Regions from separate parts of the Homo sapiens genome. Here region 2 is linked to region 1. A link is an interaction called in ENCODE POLR2A ChIA-PET data of the cell type or tissue named here. Cell type or tissue: A673. All regions are shown on one strand. Each heading gives the region's core, and the rest is flanking DNA. Links, peaks and the distances in the headings are about the cores only. Region 1 overlaps LINC01891 (long intergenic non-protein coding RNA 1891). Region 2 overlaps LOC101927896 (a long non-coding RNA gene).

Evidence for each region. ChIA-PET counts read pairs that join two places held together with the same protein. Peaks named below come from ENCODE experiments on the same cell type or tissue, not always from the same donor. Only the 100,000 strongest peaks of a DNase experiment are listed, where the experiment ranks them.
Region 2: POLR2A ChIA-PET joins it to region 1 with 9 read pairs; 2 of 35 experiments call an interaction of 5 or more read pairs at or near these places.

The regions. Positions count from the first base shown.
Region 1 is chr2:234,437,409-234,450,834 of GRCh38, forward strand. It overlaps LINC01891 (long intergenic non-protein coding RNA 1891), which reads right to left. Exons shown (of 3, transcript NR_146988.1): 2 at 12,710-12,990; 3 at 7,182-7,327. Among named protein-coding and RNA genes, the nearest start is that of LINC01891, 10 kb to the right of the region's middle. RefSeq lists an enhancer at 8,969-9,018. In A673, for the core only: no CTCF peak of the experiment used is centred there; no DNase peak of the experiment used is centred there.
Region 2 is chr2:234,782,850-234,799,518 of GRCh38, forward strand. It overlaps LOC101927896 (a long non-coding RNA gene), which reads right to left. Exons shown (of 9, transcript XR_002959457.2): 8 at 15,895-16,011; 9 at 10,329-10,953. Among named protein-coding and RNA genes, the nearest start is that of LINC01173, 110 kb to the left of the region's middle. In A673, for the core only: no CTCF peak of the experiment used is centred there; a DNase peak (open chromatin) is centred at 9,962.

The sequences.
Region 1 (13,426 bases), core at 2,335-4,834:
CAAGCATGCATAACCACAGGCACCATGGCACTGCTTCTCTTGGTGGAAGAGAGAGCAGGGGAGAGTGGTGTCCCCCGTATTTGGTTCCTATAAATTCTCCTGATCTGTCTGCATTCACAGGCTGGGAAAGACCCTCAAACGGGCTGCAGTGGCCACCCTAAGAAGTGTTCTTCTTCTGCTTCAGACCCATTTCTTTCAGGACCATAAGCAGCTCTGCTCCTCATCTCCCACGCTGTAGACAGGGATCCCTGGTTGGCACTGTTTTCTCTGTCCCTAGGATGCCCGTGTCCTTTGGCTGCAGGCTCCCACCACCCAGCCCTTGCTCCCTGCACAGGGTGGTACTCAGTGAATATGTGGTAGCTCTTCTTGGGTTGAAGAAGAGAGGGCAGAAGAAAACCTGCCCCTCCACTTGCTTTCTTGCAGTGGCTTGTCTCAGCTTGAGTGCTTCCCTTCCCAACTGACCACATCTGAGGCTTTGCTTTGTGCTCCATCCATTCAAAACCAAGCGACCAAACGATGCTTCCCTTGGGGATTTTCTTTAGAACAAAGACCATTTTCATCAGCACTCTTTTCTCCCGCTCCTGGGTTCCTTCCACCTTTCATGAACTGAGCCCCCTTCTGAAGTAAGGCGTGGGCACCCTGAATGGAAATGGCTAGATTAATGCGCATGCATGTCCACACTGGTGCAGGGCACCTGCTTTTCTGGGACAATTGCCATCTGGAATCAGACGCCTTCCTCATTGTGTGCCTATTTCTGGACAAAGAAGAGGAGAATTGGACGAGAAGCAGGCCTCCTCTCCCACATCCTCCAGCCACCTGGCAGGCCCGACTAAGACACCCGCTCCAGCTCAGGTGGTTTATGTGGCTCCAGTGAGTGGGGCAAGTGGGGCGTTTCATCCCAACCTTCTGCATAACAGCATTAGCAGATCAGACACTCAGGTCTGGGACAACATGTCCTGAAGGGCATCTCTGGGTTCCCCCTCCAGGGCCTTGGGTGCTGCCCTGCCTCCTCTGCTGAAGGCTGCCTACCCCCCACCGCCAGAGCAGCAGAGTTCCCTTCAGTAGCTTTCAGGGACTGGAAGGATAGTGGGCTGCCTCTCCCCACAGGTAAGGCTACCGTTGGTCTCCTGGCTCTCGGCGGGCTGGGGGCCCATCCCTGGATAGCAGCTACGGGGAAAGACATGGCTCTGGAGATGGAGGCGAGAGTCAGATGCTGAGACCTCCAACAATGTCCGCTTGTGGAGGCTTTACTATTTATAACACTTTTGTTTTCTACAATGAATAGATAATGCTTTTAGAACAGAAAAGTGAAACGTAAATCAACTCCGCAAGAAACAGGAAGCTCAAAATTTAGATCCGAATAAGTCTTTCCACCCAGGGCTGGTCTAGGGATAGAAGAAAGACTAATGTTTTTGGTAGGAGAGGAAATGGAGGTGAGGGGCTGTGCTGGAGAAGTCAGCCTGCGGGGGGCGGGGGCAGGCGGGGTAGAATTTCAATTCTGCTCTCAATCTTGTTTTCTTAGAATACAATAAAATATTTTCACATAAGATACTGGTCTGGAGGGCAGGCGTGGTGGCTCATGCCTGTAATCCCAGCACTTTGGGAGGTCAAGGCGGGTGGATCACCTGAGGTCAGGAGTTCAAGACCAGCTTGACCAAAATGGTGAAACCCCGCCTCTACTAAAAATGCAAAAATTAGCTGGGTGGGGTGGCGGGCGCCTGTAGTCCCAGCTGCTCAGGAGGCTGAGACAGGAGAATCGCCTGAATCCGGGAGGTGGAGGTTGCGGTGAGCCAAGATCGTGCCATTGTACTCTAGCCTGGGCAACAAGAGCAAAACTCCGTCTCGGTGAGGGGTGGAGAGAAAAGATACTGGTCTGGAGTGATTTATTTTAGAAATATCAGATTCTGTTAAGTTTTTTATAAATTGTCTTTGGGAGTGATTGAAGAAATAGTGCGATGTTTTGAATAATCCAAGATCTAAATGTAAACACAATTTAATAAAATTAGAGACAAGGAAAACTATACATGGGGAGACTATATTACTCTTGACAGGAAATCACTGTGTATGTGCAATTATATTCATGTATTTGTCATTTGTATCTATCATATATATATATATATATATATAACCTAGGGAAAGATACCATACACCTAATCAAATGAAAAGTGATAAATTGGAAAAATATTTTCAGCACATGTCAGACAAAAATATTCATATGCCTATTGTACAAGGAGATCTCACAAACTGATAAGAAAAACCGATGATCAATTAGAAGACAAGGTCAAGGGGAACAGCTCATGCTTCACTTGACTTGGTGATTCTTCAGTAACGAGGGATCCCATCCCATCCATATGAAGAGTTGGCTTCATGGGAACAGTTTGAACCCTTTTTGGTAATATGGGGAGAGGCCTGGCCCAGGGTGCTGGGGACCCCCAGTAGGATTGAAGGGAAGACTCTTGGGAGCACCCAGACAATGGCCAAAGGGGATCTGAAAGAAAAGTTTTCAGCAGCGAAGTCACAGGGGGATCAGGTGTCTACCAGGAGAATGTGGCTGGGCAGGAAGCAAGTGCACACTCTGGAGTGTAATTGAGTAGGTCAAAATCTGTGCTGTTGTTCCCTTGCCTGCAAAAATAATTCCCTTTCCCCTGTTCTCCTCCTTTTCGGAGGCTCTGTCACTGTCCCTCTGTGCCCACCTGGGCTCTCTCAGATTCTTGCTATGGGATTATCCTCGCTAGCGTCTTCCCACCATCAGCATGGACAGGAGGGATGGGTGTGCAGGCCACATGAGCCCAAGAGGAAATGGTGCTTGGGGATACAATTCTCATGAGACCAACATGTGTTTCCTATGTGAGGAGGTGGCCAGGGAACGGTGGCCATAGTCGGCAGGGAGCCTGGGTGACCACATGACACACTAGGGCTGGTAGGACTGCCCAAGGTTATAGATGGTGCTTGTCTTTACTGATGCTGGTGGGCAGCCCGTTGCTTAGTTGACCAACCAGACAAATTCCAACACCCTTAAGCCTGCAGCACTGCCCGGCTTATTTCTGAGCGAAAGTGGTTGTGACGTGACAACCTGTAGAATCATGGCATCCACCCATGCATACTATCTCAGCAATGGCACTGCTGTCTTTCCAGAGTGTAAGTCACAGGCCCACATTTATCCTCGACACCACCCTCTCCCTATGCCTCAGAGGCAGAGTGACCACAGAGTTTATTGTCCAAACTGGACACTTGGGAGAGTAAAAGGAGGATGAACCCCGTCTCTACTAAAAATACAAAAAATTAGCTGGGCGTGGTGGCAGGCACCTGTAGTCCCAGCTACTCGGGAGGCTGGGGCAGGAGAATGGAGTGAACCTGGGAGGCGAAGCTTGCAGTGAGCCGAGATCACGTCACTGCACTCCAGCCTGGGCAACAAGTGCGAGACTCCGTCTCAAAAAAAAAAAAAAAAAAAAAAAGGAGGATGATAGTCCATGGAGGCTACTATAACAAAAGCCCTCAACTGGGTGTCTCATGAGCAACAGGCATCTTCCTTTCTTCCTTCCTCCCTCCCTTCCTTCCTTCCTTCCTCCCTCCCTTCCTTCCTTTCTTTTCTTTCTTCTTTCTCCTTCCTTCCTTCCTTCATTCCTTCCTCTTTCTTTTCTTTTCTTTTCAGCATCTTGCTCTGTTGTCCAGGCTGGCATGCAGTGGCATGATTATAGCTCACTGCAGCCTCAACCTCCCAGAATCAAGTGATCCTTCCACCTCTGCCTCCTGAGTAGCTGGGACTGCAAGTGCGTGCCACTACGCCCAGCTAATTTTTTAGTTTTTGGTAGAGACGGGAGTCTCACTGTGTTGCCCAGGCTGGTCTCAAACTCCTGGTTTCAAGCGATCCTCTCACCTCAGACTCCTAAAGTGCTGGGATGACAGGTGTTAAGCCACCTTGCCCAGCTGACATTTATTTCTCCCAGTTCTGGACTCTGGGAAGACCTAGATCAAGGTACTGGCTGATATTGTTTCTGGTGAGAGCCACTCCTGGTTCATAGACAATCATCTTTTCATAGTAACCTCATATGGCAGAAGGAACAAGAGGTCTCTCTCTGGCCTCTTTTCTAAAGGCACTAATTCTTTTCATGGGGGCTCTACACTCATGACCTAATCACCTTCCAAAGGCTTCACTTCCAAACACATCTCACTGTTGATTAGGTTTCAACATATGAATTTTGTGGGGGGACACAAACATTTGGACCATAGCAGAGTAATAATAAATGGTTTTTTTTGTTGTTGTTTGTTTGTTTTTTTGAGACGGAGTCTCACTCTGTCACCCAGGCTGGAGTGCAGTGGCACCATCTCAGCTCACTGCAACCTCCCCCTCCCGGGTTCAAGTGATTCTCCTGCCTCAGCCTCCTGAGTAGCTGGGATTACAGGCATGCGCCACCACGCCCGGCTAATTTCTTTGTATCGTTTAGTAGAGAGGGGGTTTCACCATGTTGGCCAGGCTGGTCTTAAACTCCTGACCTGAAGTGATCTGCCCACCTCGACCTCCCAAAGTCCTGGGATTATAGGCGTGAGCCACTGTGCCCGGGCGAATAAATGGTTACATTGTAGCGACAGGTAACCATAGACAGTTTCAGCAAATCAAGGTTGCCCAAATCAGAGCCAAACCGTCACATGGATCTCTGAACTTTACCTTAGAAAAATCTCTCAAATCTATCCCTTTTTCTCCACTGCCACCACCTCTATCCCAATAACCATCATTTCTTTCCTGGACTGATGTCCACCTAGGCTTGCACCGGTTTCCAACCAAGTGTTCATTTCAGATGTAAATATGATCATGACAGTTTCTACTTCACCACTTTCAATACCCTCCGAGACACCTCTTTGCTCTTAGGATACAATTAGAAGAACCTGAAAGGTCTTAATATCTGTTTCCTTCACAAGGATGCCTCCCAGTGAAGACACAGACCCTATTTGCTCACCCTGTTACCTTTAGTATCTGCTCTGTACCAGTGCTCATTCAGTATCAGCTAAATCACCAAATGAGTGAACCTATGAATGAATCCATCAGGTTTCCTGGGCCTGCAGTCTCTGCTGTGATGGAGAAGGCTGCCTAATATACATGTGAACTCATGTATATTGAGTGTACATGTAATAAAAATATCCCTTATCTAAAGCTCCAATTTTGTGTCCACTGATGGCGTCCCCTGTCATGTGTCTATGCTGTTTTTGTTTCCATTGAACTTTCGGTATAAATTTAGCTATTTGTATGGTATCTTCCCCTCTCCCCCTGCCCTCAAATTTGCTATTTACTCCCATAGATTTAAGAGATTATTTGAATTCAAACAAAACGATAAACTCCTACTTTTGTTTCATTCTTTGAAAAACAAATTCTATATTTCACTGGAAAAAAATATATTTATCTTCCAGTTAGCTTTCTAAAGGGAGAGCTGGCAGGAAGTAAAGGAGCTGAAAATTACCAACATTCCATTTTTATTTAATGCATGTTACACAGACATAGTAGTGTTTCAATAGATAGGAACAAATGCTACTATTACATACAAAGGTTAACAGTACAAGGTATGATTACCATAAGTCTGCATAACACCTAGAAGAAATAAAAACTACTTTCTAACTCTGGAGCACCCATTTCAATAATAGCAGCGTTTGTTGGGGCGGCTTGAGCGTATGCCCCTGTGGTTAAGGAGCACGCATGTGTTCTTAAACACCAAATGCATTCACAGTTTTAAGGGAGAGAGAGAATGGAATTTAGCAGAAATATGTATCTAAATAATGCATAGTTACGATTCCACGGTAAAATATACAATCATCAAAACCATTTAAGAATAATAACCTAAATGCTTTTGATAGGAAAGGTTTTGGGCCATGTTTCTTGACGTATTGTATTCAAATTAGCTATGGGAATAACTACACAAGAGCTGTGGTTTTTTCCCCTATGAGGGTCAAAACCTTTTCTTGTCAAAAGTGTACGAGTTACTCTAAACCTCTAGCCATGGCTCTGCCAAGGCAACAACCCATAAGCAGCAAAAGGCGAGGAAGAACAAGCAGATGCCAGTGGCTCCAGGTTCCTGCAAACTTATTCTTGTTGTTGTTTGTCTCCTGTCCAGATGTCATAGCCATTAGTACCTGCAGGTCCCACCATATTGAGACAGTGAGCCTTGTAAGCGTCATCATCAAAAAACACAGCAAATATAGGCTGTAAAAGCAAACTCCATAACTGACAACTATAGTAGGCTGAATAACGACCTCCAGAGATACCAGGTACTAACTCCTGTGTCCCATAAATGTTACCTTATATGGAAAATGGGTCTTTGCAGGTGTGATTAGGTTAAGGATTTTGAGATGGGGAGATTATCCTGAGTTAGCCTGGTACTCCCTAAATGTAATCACAGAGGGCCTTATAAAAGAGTGACAGAAGGAGAGTCAACACATACTGGAGAGGAGAAGGTGACGTGACCACACAGGCAGAGATTGGAGTGATGTTGTCACAAGCCAAGGGATGCAGCAGCCCCCGGGACCTGAAGGAAGCAAGGGATGCATTCTCCCCTAGATCATCAGGAGGGAGCCCTGCCCAACCCACACCTTAATTTTGGCCCAGTGAAACTGATTTTGGATATTTGGCCTCCAGACTGTGAGAGAAGAAAGTTTTGTTGCTTTTTAGCTGCCAAGTTGATGGTGATTTGTTACAGCAGCCACAGGGAGCAAATACAGCAACTGACCAAGGCAAGACTCTTAGGTTGCAAGCAAGGGAAATCATCTTGGGCTAACTTTAGCAGGAAAGCAACTCATGGGACATTGATTGGAGGGTGCAAAGAATCTAGGATGTTCAGAAGGACAGGGCCGGGCATCTGGACAGATGGTCCCACTGGTGCTGCTGTTAGGGAAGCTGCACTAGAATGGTAAGCTCCAACAACATGTTCTTTCCTATCAGAGACACTTTCTGTGTACAGGCACCCTGCAAAGACCTTTCCATCCTCACAAAAGCTTGTAGTGGCAGTTAGTGACAGAGAGAATCTTAGGGCTCTGAGTCTTACTGCATCAGATCTTTTTCCATTGCATCAACATGCCTCCTTTTAGAAGTGCAAGTAAGATCTGCTTCACATTGAGCTTTGAGACACAGAACACAGTAAGTCAAGATTTCACGGAATGTCCTCAAGCCCAGTCCTCTATATTAAGATGACTCAAAACTGGGGAAGAGAACCTTGGGCTTCAGGAGCTTTTCACATTGCTTGACTCCTTCATTCTTGCCACGGTCTTACGCCTTTTTGTAGGCTCAGGGCTTTCTCAAGCATCCTTAAGCATGTTAGGGCAGTGCTTCTCTAGGTGGTTTCACCTGTAATTTAAACATTTACTTGCACGTGCTTTATGTTTTTCCACCTCCTCCTGTTAACAAACATGGATATACTTTATTATAGAAAAAAACTGCTGAATTAAAGACTGATATTGAGAGTTTACATTCTGATATATTGCCTTTTTATTACATCTCATTACGATGAAAACATGCAAGCAAGCTCCCCCAGCTAACATTCCCTGTCCCTGCCCCATGCAAGTCAGCAGCCCGGGGTATGTGAATCACCCCACAGAAGGTTCATGCCACAGCACCACTGCAAACTAAACAAATTCTTTCCACGTTAGACTTAGGGTTAAAAAAAGAAGTTGTGTTCTAAAGGAGAGAGATATGATTTTGAAAGGAGCACTGGAAAGAAAATGAAAAGGAAATGAGACCTCAGTCGACCACGTGCTGAACCAGCCAGCCAGGCTTCCTTCCTCCATTGCTTCTGCTGTGGCGACCTACGAGTGGGGGCTTTCCACAGAAGGCTGCGGGTCCGGGAACGGGGGCAGGACTTACAGACCTCACCAGAGTGTGGCCAAGGACAGAAGTTCTCTATACGGAAGAGAAGGCTTGTCTAGTATGGAGTTCTAAGTTCTGTACTTAAATGTTCCCTGACAGGGGGTGGGGCTGGGGAGGGTGTAAAACAAAAAATTATTCTGATACTTTTATTTTTTATTTTTTATTTTTTCAAGACGGAGTTTTGCCCTTGTTGCCCAGGCTGGAGTGCAATGGCATGATCCTGGCTCACTGCAACCTCCACCTCCCAGGTTCAAGCAATTCTCCTGCCTCCTCAGCCTCCCAAGTAGCTGAGATTACAGGTGCGCACCACCACGCCCGGCTAATTTTTTGTATTTTTAGTAGAGATGGGGTTTCACCATGGCCAGGCTGGTCTTGAACTTCTGACCTCAGGTGATCCGCCCACCTTGGCCTTCCAGAGTGCTGGGATTACAGGCATGAGCCACCGCGCCCGGTCGATACTTTCTAAAATGGTAAGACTTTATTCAGGACAATTGCAATTGGTGTCCACAGTGTCACAACAGGGCAGAGAGATCAGGCTCAACTCCCAATACAAGAACAAGGCACCAGACATGGTGGCTGAAACCTGTAATCCCAGCACTTTGGGAGGCTGAGGCGGGCGGATCACTTGAGGTCAGGAGTTCAAGACCAGCCTGGCCAACATGGCAAAACACCGTCTCTACCAAAAATACAAAATTAGCCAGGGGTGGTGGCAGGTGCTTGTAGTAGTCCCAGCTACTAGGGAGGCTGAGGCAGAAGAATCACTTGAACCTAAGAAGTGGAAGTTGCAGTGAGCCAAGATTGGACCATTGCACTCCAGCCTAGTCACAGAGTGAGACTCCTTACCAAAAAAATTATAAAATTAAAATTAAGAAAAAAAAAGAACAAGGGGATATTTACAGCAGGTTGAGGGGTTTCACCAGATGAAGATGATTTCAGGGTCGGGCTTCTTGCTAAACTGATCCAGGTTTCAACAAGGATTCTTGTTGAAGGTAGGCCAGGGTGATCTGATATCGAGGATCAAGGGTTCTCAATAAACTGACAGCAGGATCCCTGTTGAAACTGAGCTTTGCAGGCCCAGCAAGGACAGGGACCAAGGTTGAGGGCTTGGAGGAGTCTGACTAAAGTTTGGTCAAGGAGAGAGTCTTTGTCAGGGGTTATGTGGGCTCTTCCTTCATGTTCCTTTAAAGAGCATGCCCATCTTCCGGGACTTCCTCTTTCTGTTTAAGTTACCATTTACTGTGGCTTCTCACGCTCTTTACGCAGCTGCAAAGGCAGAGCAAGACACACTGCTGGCCCAGAAGGGCTGATGATCCGGCAGCCTCAAGCTACGGGTCAGGAGTGAGGAAGTGAGGCTGGCCTTGTGGGTGTGGAGTGGCTCTGAAGCTTCCTGTCTCCACCCAGCCCTCTGCCCCTGCACTAAACCAAAGCCCTGCAGAGCAGAGTCTAGTGACGCTCCTGGGAAGGTGACGCTCCTGGCGGCACATGGCCTTGAGAGCTTCCACGTAGTTTGCCCTTGGTCTTGTCTCTGAGACGCCTTCTGGTTGCCTCGGTCTCCTCACACCCCCCAGGATCCAAGTCCAGGCCTACCTGGCTCCCGGGCACTCCCTGTGTGCCTCCCACCTCCTCCTTCCACCGAAGGCAGGCGAGGTCAGCTCTCCCTTCCCTCCTGTCTCTGGAGCCCTCGCTCCATGCCCAGGCCTGTCCCGTGGACGTGTCATGCAGCTGCTTGCTTCATGTTCTTCTAGCTTTCTCCCTGAGCCACAGGCAATGCTTTTCAAAAGCAGTGAAAAGTTTAGCGGAGTTTTTTTTGTTTTTTTTTTGTCAAGGTAATAAAATCTGCAGTGATAAAAATAGCTATTAGAAGTTTAGGAAAATTTCATCTTGGAGTAGAAGAATGAGGATGGACTAGGCTAAATAGTGTCCTAACAAATACCTGTCCACCCAGAACCTCAGAATGTGAACTTATTTGGAAATAGGCTCTTTGTGTATGCCATTCTCATAGATGAAGTCCTCCTGGATTTAGGGTGGGTCCTAAATCCAGTGACTGGTGTCCTTATAAGAAGACCACATGAAGCCGCAGGGAGGCACGGAGAGGATACCATGTGACCACGGAGACAGAGACTGGAGTGCAGCATCTAGGAACCAAAGACAGCCAAGGAATCCTGGCACTGCCAGAAGCCAGGAGAGAGCCGGAACATTCTCCCAGAGCTTTTGGAAGGAACCTAGCCTGCCCACACCTTGATTTTGGACTTCTGGCCTTCAGAACTCCAGGAGAAGAGCTTCTGTTGTTTGAAGACACCCAGTTTGCGGTCATTTGTTAAAGCAGCCCCCGGACACTAAGCCACAGTGTAGCCATATGCTTGGGCTGGGTCCCAGGGCAGCACTGACTCCTCACTTTACCTTGTGTCACAGCAAAGCCCACAGCCAGGGAGAGGGGGTCAAACTGCAGCAGCTCTCACTTCTGAGCATCATAACGAAAGCCAAAGACAGCGCCATTTACCTAAATCGGACAGCCTACAGAATCTTCCAGTCTGAAATAAGAAATGTCAAGCGTTTTAGCCATGGGAATTATAGGGTAGGGGAGATCCTTCCCCTTAACTAGTCAGTGGTTGAAATTTCTTTTGCAGCAGAAAATTTAAGTGGTAGCTTGACTGTTTAATGTTTGCAACATTAGAATGCCCTAGTCTCCACTTACTGATTTAAAGAGCAACAGAAATCCTTACAGGAAGAGCAGTAGGATGGCTGATTCCTGAAAGCGGCTTCCTGACACCCTCGCCCCAGCACCCCTGGGTCCAGTCACCATTCAGATACATCTTTTGATGGGTTGCAAGGAAAAGAACAGTGTCAGGGGACAAGGCCTGTTTACCTACAACTAACTGAAGCCCTTTGATGAGCTCTCCTCCCATCTCCAATCTGCCCCCAACCGCTGGCCGTTCCTAACCCATCTCTTTGCAAATAAAAGTTATCACCATCAGATCTGGGTGTGCCATTCTTCCAGTTGTGTGCACAAGAGGGTGGGAGTTCAGGGGGTTGGAATTCTTCTTTTCAAAAACCTGTTAAGTTTTTCTGAAACAGCAGCCTTCCCGAAGCTTCTGCTTAGTGCCTGTTCATCTATTGAGAGCTGATAATAGGATGTATTTTGCTTTTTTTTCTTTAAATGGATAAAAGGATAATGCTTTTTCTTTTCTTTCTTTTTTTTTTTTTCTTTTCTTGGCCTCCAGTGTCTATGCAAGTTATTTTTCAGTCCATTAAAATGAATCATTGTTTATCATGTTAGTTTTCACATTTCACAAAATGATGAACAATGGACTTTTCTTTGTTAAAAGATGGGGGCTTCTGTCCTCGGGCACTCGTGTTCAGAAGATAAGACTTTCTCCGAGTTCCACACACTTCTTTCTTTTCACACATGCGTTACGTTTATTTTCTGACTGAAGTCTCCAAAACAAACGCTATGGCTGCTGCTGAAATAGATCACATGTTACTACGGTACAAGTGAGACCAATCACAGTGGCTGCTTTTGTTTTTAATTGCGACCACCTCGGATGGGTCCTGAGTGCTGAGCCAAAGCTCTGTTTTCCTTTCTTTCTTTTTTTTTTTTTTTAATCTTTTCAAAATTCCTTTGAGGCAGGTAGGGGTAAACCCTCAACTCACTGTGGAAATTCATGTTGTTGAAGAGGATTAATAGAGAAGGGGTGGGAAAAGGAAAGTCTCAGGGGTGTTTTTGTGCCTCATTAAAAGGTCACAAAGCCCTCTGTGTTCTCTCCCTCCAAGGGTCTAAACCTGAGTGTCTTTTATCCGCTTCATCAAGCTCTGCACGTCCAATCGAGCTGCGAGGGAGCTCCATGGAGCTCCTGAGCACTTGAAATGGGGCTAGTGGGAATTGAGGAGTTCTGTAAGTAGAAATAGGTTTAGTACAAATAAATAAACTGATTAAAAATGTCATCAATAATATTTTAAAATTGATGATAACTTGACATGCAACATATTTGTGTACTTTCTTGTTGATTGATTACTTGACTTGCCCTTCTGGGACCCAGACTGCTAGAAAACATGTCTCCCTAAGTACCGCCAGGAATGCTAATCCCATGACATTCCACAGGAAACAAAAGGCGCTGAGGTCAAACTGAGAAAAACCGCAGCAGAGTTCCACTGGGGATTTGAAAAGACCTGAGCGTAGAAAAGGCTCCCGAGCTCTGCAATAAAGACAGGCATCTAACTTTGTTAATATGTTAATATGGCTTTTCAGAAATCCATGACCACAGGACTCCTGCCCCCTCTGACTTTTTTAATGCTGGCCTACTACCAATTAACCTCTCAAGAAACTGCCATTCAGGATTTGAATAGTAGCAATGGAAAGAGAAAAATGGGGCAAAGCTTTGGACCCACAGTCCAAAGGGAAGGACTCTTTTTAATCCAATGGGTTATAGCAAGAGCATGTTGCGGACTCATATCTGGGAACTGCAACATCATCATTTTTTTTTTTTTTTTTTGAGACAGAGTCTTGCTCTGTGGCCCAGGCTGGAGTGTAGTGGTGCGATCCCGGCTCACTGCAACCTCCGTCTCCTGGTTCAAGCGATTCTCCTGTCTCAGCCTCTCAAGTAGCTGGGATTACGGGCACCTGCCACCATGCCCAGCTAATTATTGTATTTTAGTAGAGGTGGGGTTTCACCATGTTGGCCAGGCTGGTCTTGAACTCCTGACCTCAAGCGATCCATTTGTCTCAGCCTCCCAAAGTGCTGTGATTTCAGGCATGAGCCACCATGCCTGGCCTTGCAATGGTCTTTTTAATCTTACAAACATGTGTCCATGCCTGGAGGACCCAGCTGCAGGGACAGACACTCCAACCCGGTCCAATCTCCTTACCTGCATATTCACTCCTTTTAAAGCAGCTTGAAACCAGTGAAATAAGTGCTTTAGCAATAAAGAGTGAAGAGGAGAGTAGAATTTTGTGTTGCAGATCATTTTGTTGGCTCAACATCTTTCTCCACACACAAGCCGTAGGCTGTGTAAGTGGAGATGAACATCTCATCCATCTGATAATGAATCTTCAGCCGGAAACTTCGCGAGCTGGACCGACAGGGGCTTGAAGGTTGGGTACATTTCCATCTTCAGGGCAGTGGGAGGGAGAGTGGCTGACAATGGAGCTGGGGAGGACAGGTTGAATTTGGTGAGGGCACGCAGGTGCCGGGTGCCATGACTGATTTCTGAGCCCAGGGTGCTCTGCTGCCATTTCCCATATCCCCAGAGAAGACCTGAAGGCAGAGTTCTTGTCTTTTCAGTGCCTGGCTAAGAGAGAGGTGAGTCTTGGGGGAGAAAGTTGGTGCACTGTGGGTGAAGGAATGGAAACTAACTCTGTTTGAATTCCTTTTTCATAGTCTGATGTTTGCTTGGGTTTTGAGAACAAAAACCAAAAAGATACAACCCACACCCCCCTGCCCAAAACTTGTTTTTATATGTGGTAAGTTTAATTCTTGAAAGAGAGAGAATAAAAAGTACATTTTATAGGATTTATTTTTACCTTTCTAATGCATATGTACACGTATATTTAAGAAAAAAAATTCTAGTTGACTTTTTACTTGC
Region 2 (16,669 bases), core at 8,653-11,152, 350 kb after region 1:
AGAATGTGAGAGGCCTCTGTAAGCTGGGAAAGGCTAGAAAACAGATTCTCCCCTAGAGCTTCCAGAAGGAACACAGCCGGGCCGACACCTTGATTTTAGCCAAGACAGACCCATTTTGGACTTCTCGTCTCTGGAATAAATTTGTGTTAAGCAAGCTGCTAAATTTCTTGTAATTTGTCGTAGTAGCAGTCGAAATCAATACAGTTACTTGTCCCATTTCCTCAGGAAACACACTAACATATTGCTTCTCTCCTCACCAGTTCCAGTGCCTCATGCACTTCTTAGTGGATCCCACCTACTATTTCACACACACACACACAAAAATAAACCAGATATTCCTTCATCAGTTTGTCACAGATCCAGCCCCTACCTTTGCCACTTATGCACACAAATGCATCTGTTCCTTACCCTGACTTTCATAAAGAACCACCATTTGGTTTTATTGATTTTTCTCTATAGTTTCTGTTTTCGATTTTATTGATTCTGCTCTTTACCAACTTTTTTCATCTTTTGGCTTTAGAATTAATTTCCTTTTTTAAATTTCTGAGATTTCTTAAAGTGGAAACATAGATGATTGGTTTGAGACCTTTCTTCTTTTCTAATATAAGCACTTTAGTGCTATTAATTTTCCTCTAAGCACTGCTTTAGCTGTATCCCACAAAATGTGATATGTTGTGTTTTTATTTAATTCAAAATATTTTTTAAGACTCCCTGTGATTTCCTTTTTGACCATGGTTATTTAAATGCTTCTTGTTTAATATCAAATATTTCAGGTTTTTCCAGGTATTTTCTGTTACTAATTTCTGGTTTAATTCTATGGTGATAAGAGAAACTCTTCCTTTCCATACTGTTTTTTTGTCTCTCTGCCAATAAGCATGCTCATGTTTTACCCATTCTTAAAAGGACACCCGTTCTTTGATCCTATTTAACCATACCTACTATTCTCTAACTTCCTCCTGTTGTTCTTCTTTTGTCTTCAAGGGTCTCATTCTGTCACCCAGGCTGGAGTGGAGTGGCATGATCATAGCTCCCTGAGGCCTTGAACTCTTGTGTTCAAGTGATCCTTTCACCCCACCTTCCCAAGTAGCTGGAATTACAGTCACCAGCTATCAGCCACCATGCCTAGCTCCTGCTTCTTAAGCTTCTCAGAGGAACAGTTTACACTTGCTGCCTCCCCTTTCTTCCTCCCCACTTATTTCTAAACCACACAGTGTTCCTTTTGTTTCCTTCTACTTTCCCAAGCCAGGACCTCTGGACTTTGTTTGCTTCCATAAATACCTATAGCCTCCTAAGAATTGTTATTTTTGTTAAAAATAGCCAGAGTCCATTTATTTGCTTCTAACCAAGAATTCTGACTGAGGTAGATTATGAACACTACAATCCTTTCCCAATTTCACCATCTAATCACCATAGCAACCACATCCTTTGATACATAGCAGCAGATGCAGAGACATGGTGTTAAACAGGCAAGTGAGAAGAATATTTCAAGGAGGGGGAGGAGGTAATGAGTCGGGTCACATTCTGGTGAGAGGTGGAGTAAGATGAGAGCTAAAAATGGCCATTTTGTTTGGCAATGTGGGAGTCAACAGTGGGGTAGTTATAAAAGTCATTATACAAACTGGGATCATTTTGAGAGACAAAGGAATCACAATTAATTAAACCAGAGCCACAGACCACAAGCCAAGATTGTGACAGGCAAGCTGAAACATGTAGTCTTCTGTTTTCTACGAAACACTTACACCTTTCCAAGATGGTTTCAGTGAAGTGGTGAGCTTGTGTGGATCAAGGGGAGAATGCAAAGTAAGAAAAGAGACAACATTTTTGAGGAGTTAGAGAATAAAAAGGAGCAGAGAAGTGGGGCAGAACCTGAGGGAGGAATGTAAGATTTACAAGTTTTATATCTTCTGGCCGGGCTCGGTGGCTCACGCCTATCATCCCAGCACTTTGGGAGGCCGAGGCTGGCAGATCACCTGAGGTCAGGAGTTTGAGACCAGCCTGGCCAATGTGGTGAAACCCCATCTCTACAAAAATACAAAAATTAGCTGGACGTGGTGGCATGCACATGTAATCCCAGCTACTCAGGAGGCTGAGGCAGGAGAATTGCTTTAACCAGGAGGTGGAGTTTGCAGTGAGCCAAGATGCACCCCTGTACTCCAGCCTGGGCAACAGAGCAAGACGCTGTCTCCATAAAAATAAAATACATAAAAATAAATATGTTTTATATCTTCTTTTTAAGATAGGCAATATAGCATGTTTTCATTTTGATGAGAATAATCCAATAGACAGGGATAATGGCAGGAAGGAATTTCCCGAAAAGCGAAGACTGAGGGATGCACTGGAGCGAGGGGTTGGCTGCAGGCAGGAGCAGGGACACATCATGCACTTGCACAAGAGAAGTGGCTGTGGGGGCCAAATGTTTCTCCTATACAGATGTATTGACGTCTCAAACCCCAGTACCTGTGAACGTGAGCTTATTTGGAAACAGGGCCTTTGCAGATATATTAAGATGAGATCATATTCAATTAGGGTGGGCCTTAATCCAAGATGACAGGTGTTTCTATAAGGCCCTGTGAAGACACAGAGACCCAAGGAGGAGAAGGCCTCATGATGGCAGAGGCAAAGGCCGGTTTACTGCATCTACAAACCAAGGGTGTCGGGGATGCCGGCAACAGCAGAAGCACTCTCCCAAGGCCCTCCGAGAAAGCACAGCCCTGCCGAGATAGCACAGCCCTCCGAGAAAGCACAGCCCTGCCTACGGGACAATTTTGGGCTTCCAGCCTCTGGAACCCTAAGAAGACATATTTCTGTCATTAAAAGCCACCCAATTTGTGGTAGTTTATTATGGCAGCCCTGGGCAACTCAGGCAGCGTTAAGAGCAGGGCTGGGACAGATGCTGGGAGACCTAGGGATGAGAAGAGGAGGCTGCTTCCCTGTGATGAAATAAGATCAAATGTCTGTACCTCTTACCTGTCAGCCAGGGGAAACTGAAGCCAAAGTATTCCTGGATGGAGGAGATCGGCACCCTGTTTCATATATCAACAAAGAGAAAGTGACAAAGGCTAGTAAGAGCGTCTCATGCGTGCAAGAGTCACAGGTGAACTAGGTTGGACCAACACTCTCCTCCCTCCCCAGAAAAGCAAGCAGCCCAGGAAAGCACAGCAATGATGCCGACAATCATCCTCAATACTGACCACCTGTTTCCTCAGGAAATTCCTCTCTTCTTGATTCCTTACAGTCACTCTCTGCATGTGCCCCTCTCCCTCTCCCCCACCCCCCATTGCATTTCCCCTACACTCTGCTCTTGGCCCACGTGGCACCCACTGCCCCTGAGGCCCCAAGCCATCTCACAGGTGTCATAGTTTTAATCCTTACAATGTTGGCTTCTGATAAGAGCTTATTGACGACAGGAGGGAGGCTCAGAGTGGTCTGCCCTCTACTTTTCCCAGAGTGAAAAGTGCTTCTTTGCATCAGTTGCATTCCAACTTTCTGCTTCTGCAAGGCTGAGCCAAAGAAAGACATTTCCTCCAGTGCACCTTTTTGGAGTAAATTTCTTGAGGATGTTCTGCAGCAGACACAAGTAAGGAAAACTGAGGAAGCAAAGACAGATGCTACCCACCACGTAGTGAAAGGATGTCCAGGGTGACAAAGAGAAAAGGTCCAGCTTGGAGTCAAAGTTAAAGGGCAAGAAGCCTTGGCTAGGGCTGGAAGCAGAGGTGTCTTCATAGAGCAACTGGTGGTGTCATGTCCAAGCAATGAGACCAAAGGGGAGCCGAAGACGCCCGTCCTAAGGTATTGTGCAGGGAAGGGACGTGGGGGGAGGAGGAGGAGCTGAAGCAGGAAGCTCAACAAGGAGGAAAGAACCAAGGAAGGGAAGTGTAAGCAGTGGAGCATTAGGGTGGTGTCTTAGTTCGGGCTGCTGTAACTAAATACCATAGACTGTGCAGCTTACAAACAACAGAAATGTATTTCTCACAGCTCTGGAGGCTAGGATTCCAAGATCAAGGTGCTGGCAGATTCGGTGTCTGCTGAGGGCCCATTCCTGCTCATGGATGGCAACTTCTCACTGTGTCCTCACGTAGTGGAAGGGGCAAGGGGTCTCCACTGGGCCTCTTTTATTTTTTATTTATTTTATTTATCTATTTTTTTGAGATGGAGTCTTGCTCTGTCACCCAGGCTGGAGTGCAGTGACTCAATCTCGGCTCACTGCAATCTCTGTCTCCTGGGTTCAAGCGATTCTCCTACCTCAGCCTCCCAAGTAGCTGGGACTACAGGTGCATGCTACCACACCTGGCTAATTTTTTGTATTTTAGTAGAGGTGTAGTTTCACCATGTTGTCCAGGCTGGTCTCCAACTTCTGAGCTCAGGCAATCTGCCTTCCCCAGCCTCCCAAAGTGCTGGGATTATAGGCATGAGCCACCGTACCCGGCCTGGGGCTCTTTTATAAGGGCACTAATCCCATTCACGGGGCCTCCACCCTTATGACCTAATCACCTCCCAAAGGCCCCACCTGCCAATACCCACACACTGTGGTTAGGTTTCTACATATCCATGCGGGAGCGGGAAGTGGGACACAAACATTCAGTCCACAGCAAGTGGGCAGATGAAGATGTCTGGGGAGATTTTAGACCAGAAGGCCACAGCCCGTGGCTGGGGTTTGTAAACCCCCAAGTGCTTGTTTTCTGGGATGGATGAAGCCCATTCAAAGGTGAAGCCTACTTTGCATTGCCCTTCAACCATCATACGGCACACTGTGGCCTCTGCCTCTGAGCCCCTGCAACCCTCTGTAAGCTCTGTGCACAAAGCCAGGGATCCTTTACCAAAGCAGGGGCCACCAGCCAGTGACGTGTCACCCATGCAGGTGTTGGGTTTTTCAATAAGATCATCAGCACACCCTCTGCTGCACACCCAAAGAACACATTTTCCTAGGTCTTATTTTCCTAGGTCTTACTGAATTTTTCTGATAATCCAATGAAGCTTCTACCCACAAGAAATGAAGCTGGGCTCCCAGGAGGCTCACCTTCTCCTGCTGGCCCAGCCTGAAGAGCAGGTCTCTACGTGGACTTACTGTTTTCATTGCAAACTGGTTCAGAGCTCAAAACTGTATGGGTCTGCATTTTACTAGCTCTGTAACCTTTGGCAAGTTACTTAAGATGGAGTTACTTAAGCCCTTTGCATCTCAGCTTCCTCATTTGTAAAACCAGGTTACTGATACAGTTATGAGGATTAAATAATATATATAAAACACGGCAGGACCTGTCGTGGTAAGTACCATACAAATGTTAGCTATTGATATGACTACTACTATTATTGTTATTGCTGCCTCATATGGCAAGAGACTCATCACACCTCTTGTCTGATTTGCGGAAGTTACAACTCAGGGCCCATGGCTTCTTTGTCCTCGATAATGTCAACCCTTAAGTTTTGGGAAAGTGTCACAGGCATGAGACTCTGACATTCCTGAGTCTCTACGGGGGCCAAATGCTCTTTTCGCCGTTCTATGATGTCTGAACGCTCCCATTTGCACACTGCAGGAAGCCTTTTTATCCCTCTGCTCACCCCATCTCGACTCCTGTAAGATTATTTTTAAAATTTGAACACAAAACTACATGCAACAATATGGATGAATTTCTCAAACATGATGATAAATGAGAGGAGACAGACAGATGACTGCCAACGTTATGATTCCATTTACAGAAAGCTCAAAAACAGGCAAAACTAATTTGTGCTGTTAGCAGCTAGGATGGTGATTATACTTGGCAGGGATACAGGAGTGACTAGATTCGATCCTGAGGAAGGCTTTCCGGTGGCTGGAAATGTTTAATTTCTTGATCTCAGTCTTGACAGCATGAAATTATTCAATCGGTAAAAATTCATTGAGCAGTACCATCATCATAGGAGTACTCTTCTGCAGGTACATTATATTGCAACAATTTTTTTTAAATGAAAATGACATCTGCATTAGTTTCAACATTTAAACATTATTCTGCTTAACTTGGAAATCTGGGTTGGAAGATCTGGCAATATCGAACCCACAACCCCACCAGGCAACAATGGGCGAGAGCTGAGTAGCCTGGGTGCCCACCCCCACCCTACCCCCACCATTCATTACACCCACTGCCCATCCCTACTGCCTCCCTGATGCTGAGGCTGCGGCCGGTGCCTGCCATCTGTCCTCACATGTACCTGTTGGTTCTCTTAGCTTCCCACCACTTCCCTGCAGGGATTTGTGTTTCCAATCCCATTAAAGCTCCATTCCAGTGAATCCTGACCAGCCAACCAGTCCTGGGACTTGGCCAGCACTTTGTAAGAGAAGTTCCAGAACCCTTGCTTTGCTCACAGCTCACTCTCTGGACCCTTTTTTGCCTTAGTTCACCTTCTACACCCCTCCCCTGCCTGCCCTGGTCGCCACTCCCCAAGACCCCTGTCCTTCTGTGCCATCTGAACCCCATGTTTGAGGTCATACCCAGGGTCTGATGGGGCTCCCCCTTTGGACTGCAAAGACAGTCACCCTCTGGACTCCATCTGCCCCCAGCTGCTCTGGGCAGGACCCCAACAATCTACTCTGATATCCCAGACCCCTTCCCTAGGATAAGTTATGGTCCAGTAATCGGGCCACGCTCAGGACTCCTGCGGCAGACATGACCTAGCTCCATGTATTACTCCTTAGGCTCACGTCTCACAGACTTTTAAAAATCTCATAGTATATTTGTCCTGCTCCCGATGTGGTCTCAGGGCCAGCTGGAGTCAGATGGGAGGGGGGTTCCATGATTCCCAAACCCCCAGCTTTTGTCTTTTTAAGTGACCTGATTCAAGCTGTCAGCCCTGTCACATTCTCTCCTGCCCACAGACATTTTTGTGTAAACTAATTATTTCATGATAGTGCTCTTCTATGGGCAAGTCAGCTTTCCAATTGATCCTTGTTGCTTATAAAGTGCCTCATTAGCTATCACAGAAGCTCAGCTATCCATTCTGACAGCCATGGAAGCAGCCATTCTGTGTGTGAGTGACGTGGGAACGTGCGGGTCTCTACTGGAGTCACCCCCATCAGGGATGCCCAGAAAGGCAGGTGCAGCATGCAGGCAGGTGAGCAATGCAGACACCTGTGCTTTGCAGTTCACCCAGCCTGTTGTCATTTCAGCGTCTTAAGTGAACCTCTAGCAGTGGCCAGATTACTGGATTTTGTGGGTGACATGCTTCAAAGCACAGCGTCCCTGCTCAAAGCTCATGACAGTAAGCCAGCATTGCTCAGGTGCCCAGGCTTGAAGAGTGTCCACCAACACATGGCCAACACTCTGTGTTCTCCAGAGTGCAGGGCACTGAGGGTGATAGGAGAGGTCCTGGGGAAGCCCTTGTCCTCCCTCTCATCTTCCCCCAGCATAGAACATCAGAGCCAGTCATGAAAGAGTGTGGCAGGCTGCGGGTGCCGGGGTGTGGAGACCAGGGTACAGGCACCGGGGTGTGGGTGCCATTGCCACCAGGCCAAGGAGAAAGAAATGAGAGGAGGAGGCTGGAAGGTGAGGAGAGGGAGGAAGGAGGAAGGGGAGAAAAGACGAAATAAAAGGAAATCCGCACGTCCTTTTGCATATTTGTAAAATAATACATCCTTTGAGTAGCTCATCCGCGTGCTGATTCGCTTTTTAACTCTCCTGTGGGTTCCCCAACCCACTGCAGCCATTCCCTAATCCATCCAGTGTCTGTGTTTCAATTAACTCAAGGCACAGCTTCATATTCTATTCTGCCCTGGCCTTAATGTGACTGAGAATAAGCCTACTGAGGTGTGAAGAAGATTAAATGAAGAAACAGGACATAAAGTTGGACTGTAGTAAGAAGGAAAGATCCACCAGAGACTCAAAATGCTAATTACTCATCCGAGTGGTCTGCAGAGGGAGGCACGCGGCCTGCCTGCTTCCTTTGAAGATCGTCTCCCTTCTGATCCTTCTGTTTATTCAGATAATATCCCATAACAAAGAAGAGAGTATAGAATATTAACGTAATCCTAGGGTGGGGTAATCCTATAGCAGTTGGGCTAGAGAGGAGTCCAAGTTTCCAACAAGGTCAGACACTGCATGAGAGGCACCCCGTCTCTCTCCCCATCTGGCCTGACCCCACATGGGGGGATGTGATTCCGAGAAGCCGAGCTCCAACCTTGCAGAATCTTTTTCTTCATGCCAATGGCTGGCCCTTTTTTCCAAGATTGCCCCGAGAAGGGAGTTTGTGTATGATTTTCAGATGTCTGCTCTCAGCTGATAAGAAGTAGCCTTATTCTGATTGTTCGTCTTACTGTCACAGAGCATAGAGGGTCTGGTTGATGCCATAACCTGAATCCCCAAGACCTCGCCAGCCTGGTGGCAGAAATTCTAACAAGTCAACCCATGGCGCCATGGTGACAAGAGCCTCCCCTCTCATGGCAGCCCTCTGGCCTAGGATCTGAAACCCTCCTCCAAACTTCCTCCACTCATTTCTGGAGCCCCCGGGAGGTTTCGTGTGTGCCCAGCATGACGCTTCCATTCCAGGGGTCCTCCTGCAGGCATCTGGCCCCTCTCTCTGTGCTTGCTGCTGGTCTCCTGTGTGAGAACGCTGACACCTGGCCAGCATCCTGCCTCCCGGGCACCCAGTGCACTCAAGATTCCTGCACGATGCGTTCTCTTCGGGGTCACATTGCCAGGACTCACAGGTTCCTCAAAGGCGCGTGTTTAGGTGACCTGCCACCATGACCTGAGGCTTCGGGAAACAGCCCCTGCAGTGAAAGACCCCTCGGCCACACTGGAAACTGGTGAAATTTACTTTGTGCATGCATACACTTTCTCTGGAGGGCTGCATTGGAGAAGAGCTACAGTGATTGTTGGGAGAGAAACTAGGAAACAGGGGGCAAGTGGGAGGGTCTTCTGTTCCCCAGGTATGGATTTCCTGTGAGGACTTAAGCTTAGAGGCCCCTCACAGCACAGCCCCTTTTGAGGCCCTGGGTTGGAGGATTGGCGTTCAGGCCATGTGCTCATACAAACATCTGTTTTTGTCAGATTTGCCAAAGACATTTGCTGTGTTGTTAAAGAGAAGGCCTTGCATGGTATAAACTTCTGGACCTGCACAACTTAGAACCACCCTGCTTTTCCCAAATACCCTCCTGGACATCTTAGTATTTTACCACGTTCACATGTTACAGTTTTACTTTGTTTTAATTGCTCTGTTACAACCTGAAATGAGCAGGAAAGGACGGAAGAAAGGGAAGAAAATTCACACGTGGTTCAGCTGCTAGATTATGAAGAAGAAATACCAGAGATCGCTGGGCACAGTGGCTCACGCCTGTAATCCCAGCTCTCTGGGAGGCCAAGGCAGACAGATCACCTGAGGCCAGGAGTTCGAGATGAGCCTGGCCAACATGGTGAAACCCTGTCTTTAACAAAATACAAAAACCAGCCAAGCGTGGTGGCGGGCGCCTGTAATCCCAGCTACTCAGGAGCTGAGGCAGCAGAATCACCTGAACCCAGTAGGCGGAGGTTGCAGTGAGCTGAGATCGTGCTATTGCACTCCAGCCTAGACCATAGAGCAAGATGCAGGCTCAAAAAAAAAAAAAAAAAAAAAAAAAAAAAGAAATACTAGAGATTAAAAAAGGGGGAGCATTCATTTTAAAAATCAGAAACTAAAATGAGATGGCCTACCAAAATCTCTTTTTCGTAGTGTCTGGTATAGAAAGAAAACAGGGGTTGCTTTTCCGGGCGGAACTACATCAGGTTGCACATGAAAACAGAAATTAAAAACTGACAGTCCAAGGCGTCCTTCCTGACCTCCTTCAGCGTGTGTTCCATGTCTCGCGGGGAAACTCTGGCCCACAAATATGGAACCACAGGATGCTGACACGCAAAGCAAGCCGCCTGGAAAATGACTCAGACGCTCCCGCCGGCTGAGCGCAGCCCGCAGACACCGCAGTGCAGGCCCCGGGGTGCGGGACAATGGCAAGCCCGGCAGATGTCTGGGGACATTGAAAGGAACATAATTACCGCCATCAATTTTCCTTTTACACAGCCCTTCGAAAGCGGTTTTCCCAAAAAGAGCAGTAGAGCTTTTCAATAAAAATGCTTCTTTGCAATTTTCATGCAAGTCAGGGTAGGCAGGCCGGCCCTTAGGGTTGTCCTATTTTCTCAAGCAGTGAAAACAATATTAGACTTGTGTGTTCTAGTCCCAGCTGCACCCCCGATCCACTAAATGGTGGCTTTGGGTTTCCCACTTAACCCCTTAGTCTCCTCCTCACCAAAAGGGAAGAAAATCTTTTTTTTTTTTTTTTGAGAAGCTCAAATGAAATAATGTCACTGAGAAAGCTGCTAAAAGCAGAGTGCTATAAAAACACACAGTTCTTTATTATTAATGTCTTTTTGTTTTGGTGAGCTAATGGTGGTTTTTATGAGCTAATGGAGCTAATTTAACCCAGAATTACCCAGGAGCTGAGAGCAAAGTTTTCTAGATAGATTGTCTGTCTCTGGGGAGATCATAATTCTCTTGTAAAGTCAGCGCCTCTTGTGATACTGCCTCATTCTTATGCATGCATCCACTCATCTTCTTTGTCTTCCAAACCCTTTGATTTGATTCAGGTGAGCCTTACCCGGTCCGTGCTTCACCTCTTTCTTCTTTCTCCATAATTCAGTTCTACTTGTTGGATCCATTGATTTGCTCAGCAAAGACTGATTGAGCCTCCACCATCTGGTAGGCCACAAGTCAGACGCAGCTCTCAGCTGGAGTGGCTCAGCCTTGGAGAAAACAGCCGCATAAACGTGGGTGACAACACAATGAAATTGTGCCAACATAAGGCCGGGCACTGCAGTCTCTGGGAACTTAAAAGAGGGTGAGATTGATGACACAGCTCGGTTTCATTAGTATCTTTTTAGTTCTCTTCCCTGAATACTTCAAATATACATGTATCTTTGAGTTGACTGAAGATTTGATGAGTTTGTTGAAAACAAACTGAAAAACAGAGTTATAATTTAAAATAACTGGATCAGTGATAAGGAAAAACATATTCCAAGCATAATGTGGTCATCACCAATTTAAATAGTTGGTCACCCAAGGACACAATTTATCCTAGAGATTCACAGGCAATTTAACGGGTCATGACTCAAAGAAATAGGCAGAAATTACTATTAAACTAGTCTTAAAAAGCGGTCGGCAAATGGTGATCCTTAAACAGTTGACACCAAGGTCCTGTGTTTTAGAATTTATGCACTGAAATTTTCATTTTGGAAGATTAAGAGAGTCATATAAATTGGTTGTGGGTTAATTCACCTCCTATAGCTTTTAAAAGTCAGGCATTGTGTTTGATACACAATTATTTCACTAAGAATGCATCGTTGCAGAACGATAGTTCTCATCTGACTGAAACCAGTAGACTGTACCATCCCTGTTGACTGCCTGATGTTTTTGGAAGCAACACAATTCTAAAAGCAAAACCACCAATTGTTATGAAAAATTACATGGGCTCCTATACTTTGTGTAACAGGTGAAAACCCCAAACAGGGAAAGGAAGACTCATTTAGGCTTCACTCTGGAAGGACATTTCCCTCCTAGTCTGCCCTCTCAGGGAACTTGAATCGTGATGCTTCTTGCCATTAGGGCCACCTGGTTTGAATCCTTCACCATTCTCTGAAGACCTGGGTTCAAATCCCAGCTTAGCCCCTACCTAGCCCTGTGGGTCAATTGATTTTCCTAAGTGTTCATTTTCTCAACTAAACTAGAGGTTATGGAGGCTACTTTCAAGGTTGCTAAGGGAATTCATCGTGACACCATGTGCTTAGCCCAACGGCGCTTGGTAAATGCTCAATAAAAGATAGATATCCTCATTGATTAATGCTCCCCAAAGGAGTCCTTTTAACACAAAATTTTGCCAAGATAGCAGAAAGGATTGATGTGGCATGAAGGGTATACATTAAACATCTCCCTTAATTATGACAATATCCGTGACAAATAATACTCTTTTTTTTTTCTTTTTTTTGAGACAGGGTCTCCCTCTGTCACCCAGGCTGGAGTGCAGTATCGCAATCTTGGCTCACTGCAACCTCTACCTCCGGGACTCAAGCAATCCTACCACCTCAGCTTCCTGAGTAGCTAAGACTACAGGTGCACTACCATGCCTGGCTAATTTTTGTATTTTTTGTAGAGACAGGGTCTCACTATGGTGCCCAGGCTGGTCTCAAACACCTGAGCTCAAGTGATACACCTGCCTCAGCCTCCCAAAGTGCTGTGATTACAGGCGTGCACCACCGCGCCCGGCCAAATGAGAAATCCCCCTGCCCTGCTTCTTTTTCTAGCTCTCCCTCTTGGTTGTATTTAAGTCATGATATTCTTCTGTGACCCTGCCTTGCCTGCTCTCACGCCTTCAGTCAGTTGCTCTCTCTCTCTCACTCTCTTTTTTAGCTGCGTGAAGTTCACAATTTAAGTATAGCCCCTAAGTCTTCATCACATACATTCCTACAGCTTTGGATTCCTCAGTCCCTAAAGGCTGCTACATAGATCCATGCAGTATGGGAGCTAAGGAAACTCGTTCTTCTCTCATGAGGGTTTAGCAGGAGGTGAGCTTTCAAAGCAGCTCTCCACTCTCCCTGCTCCCGTAACTCTGGGGTGGAACAGAAATACTGAGATGGACTGCCCGTTCTGTGTGTTTGTTCGTTTGTTTTTATGTTTGTTTTAGTGGGAAGATAATTTCCAAGTAAGATGATGGGTTTCTTAACTATGCAGAAGTCCCAGTTACTTCCTGTGTCTTTTGACCAAGCACTCCCCACTCTTTCCCATGGCAACAGCAGCCTGAGGTTTTTCTTTCAAAAGAAGAGTTAACGTGTATTTTAAAATTGTGTTGTGCTGCTGACCAGACAAGGATTAAAAAAACAAATAGATCTCAGTATTAAGTGGAATTTGGGCTAAATCCATAAGTCCCCATGCCTTGGTGATTGCTGTTTACACATTGACTTACTGTTTGCACAGTTCTCTGCTCTGCACTTCTAGACTCCAATCCATGCTGTACAGTGTGCATTTCTAAGACATGGGATTCTGTCTCTACAGGCTTTCCGAAATATCTCTTCTTTTTAAATACAAAACTAAAATCTAGATATAGTCACCATATGTGAAGGTTACCTGTGTCTGCAGACATAGATTTATTAACCTATTATCAATATTAATGCAAACTATCCTGCAAAACCTCAGGTCTAGAATAGTCTCCCTATGTTAAAGGGGAGATGATAACCAATGCAAAAAGCTTGTGTTTATAACCGGCAATTTCAGTGAAGGTTCTAAAGCCAGCTGCTACTGAAGAGACTCAGCTCAAAACAAAAGACAGACCAAGGGCTCGGATTTGCCCCATAATCAGAATGCCAGCCGCACTGTGCCGCTGTTGACACTGGCCTGGGAGGTGCCCGCTCGAATGGTCCCTCCAGCTCACTGGTTTTGCATACGATCACCAGGCTGCAGCCTCCATGAGTCTCCAAGGTAATCCTAGACAGCAAGAATCTTCCTCCTTATTAACAGCCCTGGCTGTAATTTACAGCTCTGTTTTCTATGCTGCCATTTCTAGCACTGCTATAAATTCCGCCACTAATCTTAGGCTCAGAAAAGTCTTTTTACAACTTGCCACCACTGCACAAATGTCAGTGGAGCCTGCTTTTAATAAACAGAGTGACTGGCAGAGGACCAAAGAAGATAAATGGTCAACAGGGCAAAAGTCATCTTGGATGTGTCTCCCTCCTCTATCTGAATTGCTCTTCCTAATTCCTACTACACTAACCAGAATTTTTAGGTTGCATTAACTCACTCTATCCATAAAGAAAATATTAAATACATTCATCTATACAAAAATGTGAGATGTAGGCTGGGTGTGGTGGCTCATGCCTGTAATCCCAGCACTTTGGGGGGCGAAGGCCGGGGATAGTTTGTGCCCAGGAGTTTGACACCAGCTTGGGGAACATAGACCTCTCATCTCTACAAAAAATAAAAAAAATTAGCCAGGTGTGGTGGTACGTGCCTGTAGTCCCAGCTACTTGGCAGGCTGAGATGGGAGGATCACCAGAGCCTAGGAAGTCGAGGCTGCAGGGAGCCAAGATCTCGCCACTGCACTCTAGTCTGGGCAACAGATTGAGACCCTATCTCAAAACAAAACAAAAAAAAAAGTGAGACGTAGTTCAGTAACCTCTCCAGGGGTATATGCATTTTCAAATCCAGAGTTTAGGGGTTAATTAAAATTAGTAATTTTCAACATATGTTTGCTCTCTTAATAAAAGAAAAAGATTTCTATGAATAAAAGTTGGGGACGATGGGTTTAAAATATCTTTATGTTAGGACTTCTCAGAATCATGAACATGCTAATATGAATCATATTTCTCCAAGGGACACCTAGAGTGTGTAGAATTTTCCAAATATCTTTGACCACGAACCCCATTTTTGAAAGAATATTTTGGGAAACAAGTTTCTTGGGCAATACTGATCTAAGAGATACATTCCTAAAAGTAAAACTACAGTGATGGGGAGACCCTAAAGGTATAAACGCCTTCCTGGTCATCCATTTTGTGTGGAAAAGAAATGTACCCCAAGTTGAGAGTATACATTGACTCATGGGCAGTGGCAAATGGCTGAACTGAATAGTTAGTGGCCTGGAAGGTACAAGGTTGAGAGACTGAAGATTCATGTAGAAAGACTGGAAGACTGGAGACAGGAAGTCAGGGAGAGAGGTGTGTGGATGGGCCTGTGGAAGTGGACATAAAGAGTGAAGACCTTTATATCACAAGTTAATGCCCACCAGAGAGCACCTGCCGCAGGGGAGGGACTAAAGCAACAAGCAGAGAGAAGGACTCAGGCAGTAAACGTCAGTCTCTGTCATTATCCACCCAGTGCTGGCCCCAGGGGTTTGTGGAAGGAATAGCTACCGTGACAGCAATGGAGACTATGCATGGCTCGACAGCAAGGAACTTCAATTCACTAAGGCCAATCTAGCTGCTGCTATTTCCAGATGTCATGTCTGCCAGCCACAGAAACCGATGCTGAGCCCGGATGTGGTACAATTTCAGTCCAACCAGCCACCTGGGGGCAAGGTGATTACATAAAACCCTGACACTCTGGACAGCACAGGGGATTCGTCTTGACTGAAATCGACGTATATTCTAGGTATGAGTTTGCCTTTGTTTGCAAGGCCTCGGTCAACTATCTGAAGACTTGGACATGTGTGAGCCGTCTGTACAAGATGCTGCATAGCAACGAGCTGCATCTAGGGACGCAGATGGGATTAATCACCGCATCACTCTAATCCTCACCCAGCCTTCCCCTCTGTGTTCCCTTCTCCGTATAAGGACACCTGTCCTTGGATTTAGGACCCATCAAGATGACCTCATCTTGAGCTCTTTAACTTAATTACACTTGCAAAGAGGCTTTTTCTAAATAAGGTTTCATTCACAGGTACTGGGGGTAGGACATAGATACATCTTTTTGCTCACTCCCATTCAACCCATAACACGTAGAAAGCTCACTGTGCACTTTGTGCTTACTGGGAAGCCCTGCAGAAGAGTCAGACTTAAAAAAAAAAAACTGCTGAGCACATTAACAACCCACCTGCAACCACTTTCTTCTCTCATCCCCTCCTCCCTTCCTCTTTTTTGCCCCCTTTTTCATTCTTCTATGCAGTCCAGCTTTCTCTATCTCCCCAGGAAGAAAGCCGATACCCTTCTCTGAAGCCCACCTACCCACAGTTCGAGCTTCTTGCAGAGACTGATTCATGCCTCTGAATCCCAGTTTAAAGTTTCTTGGGGGAGAGAAACTGCTTGCCCGGCTTGGATCAGGGTCCACCCCCAATCCATTGAGTTGTGACCCAGAGTCAGGACAGATGGTGTCGGTGTTCTCACCAGGTGTGGGGCGTAATTGCTAGTTACCTACCCTCAATGCCTGCTCTCCCTTCTTCCTTGGGATAAGGCTCTGGTTCTCCACTGGGCACATAAAGACTCCTTCCAAGGCTCCCTTGAAGTCAGATGTGGCCTCACAACTAAATTACGGCTAGCAAGATGAGAACAGAGGTGTTACATGGCAGCTTCCAAAAATATTCTTAAAAGACAGCAGGAACATGCCTTTTGCTTCCCCTTACCCCTTGTCCCACCATGCAGCATAAAATATAGATGTGTTGAAAGTCTAGCCACCACTTTCTATTTTTTTCTAATTAGAGATGGGGTCTTGCTCTATCACCCAGGCTGGAGCGCAATGGTGTGATCATAGCTTACTGCAGCCTCCACCTTCTGGGCTCAAGGGATCCTTCCCCATCAGCTTCCCAAGTACCCGGGACTACAGGCAAGTGCCACCCTGCTCAGCTAAGTTTTTAGTAGAGACAGGATCTTGCCATATTGTCCAGGCTGATCTTGAACTCCTGGGCTCAAGCGATCCTCCCATGTCAGCATCCCAAAGTGCTGGGATTACAGGCATGAGTCACCACGCCCAGCCTAACCTTCATTTTCAACCAGAAGATGAAGCCTCCATCCCAGAGGTAGCAGAGCAAAGTGTTGAAATGTGTCTGCACCCCTTAAAACCTCAGGGAGCCTCCGTGCCAGGGCTGGACTTCCTACCTCTGAACTTCCTTTACATGAGAGAGTAATAAATTTCTCTCTTCTTTCAGACATCTTCTATTTGGGTTTCTGTGTTATAGGTAGCCAAATTTAATCTT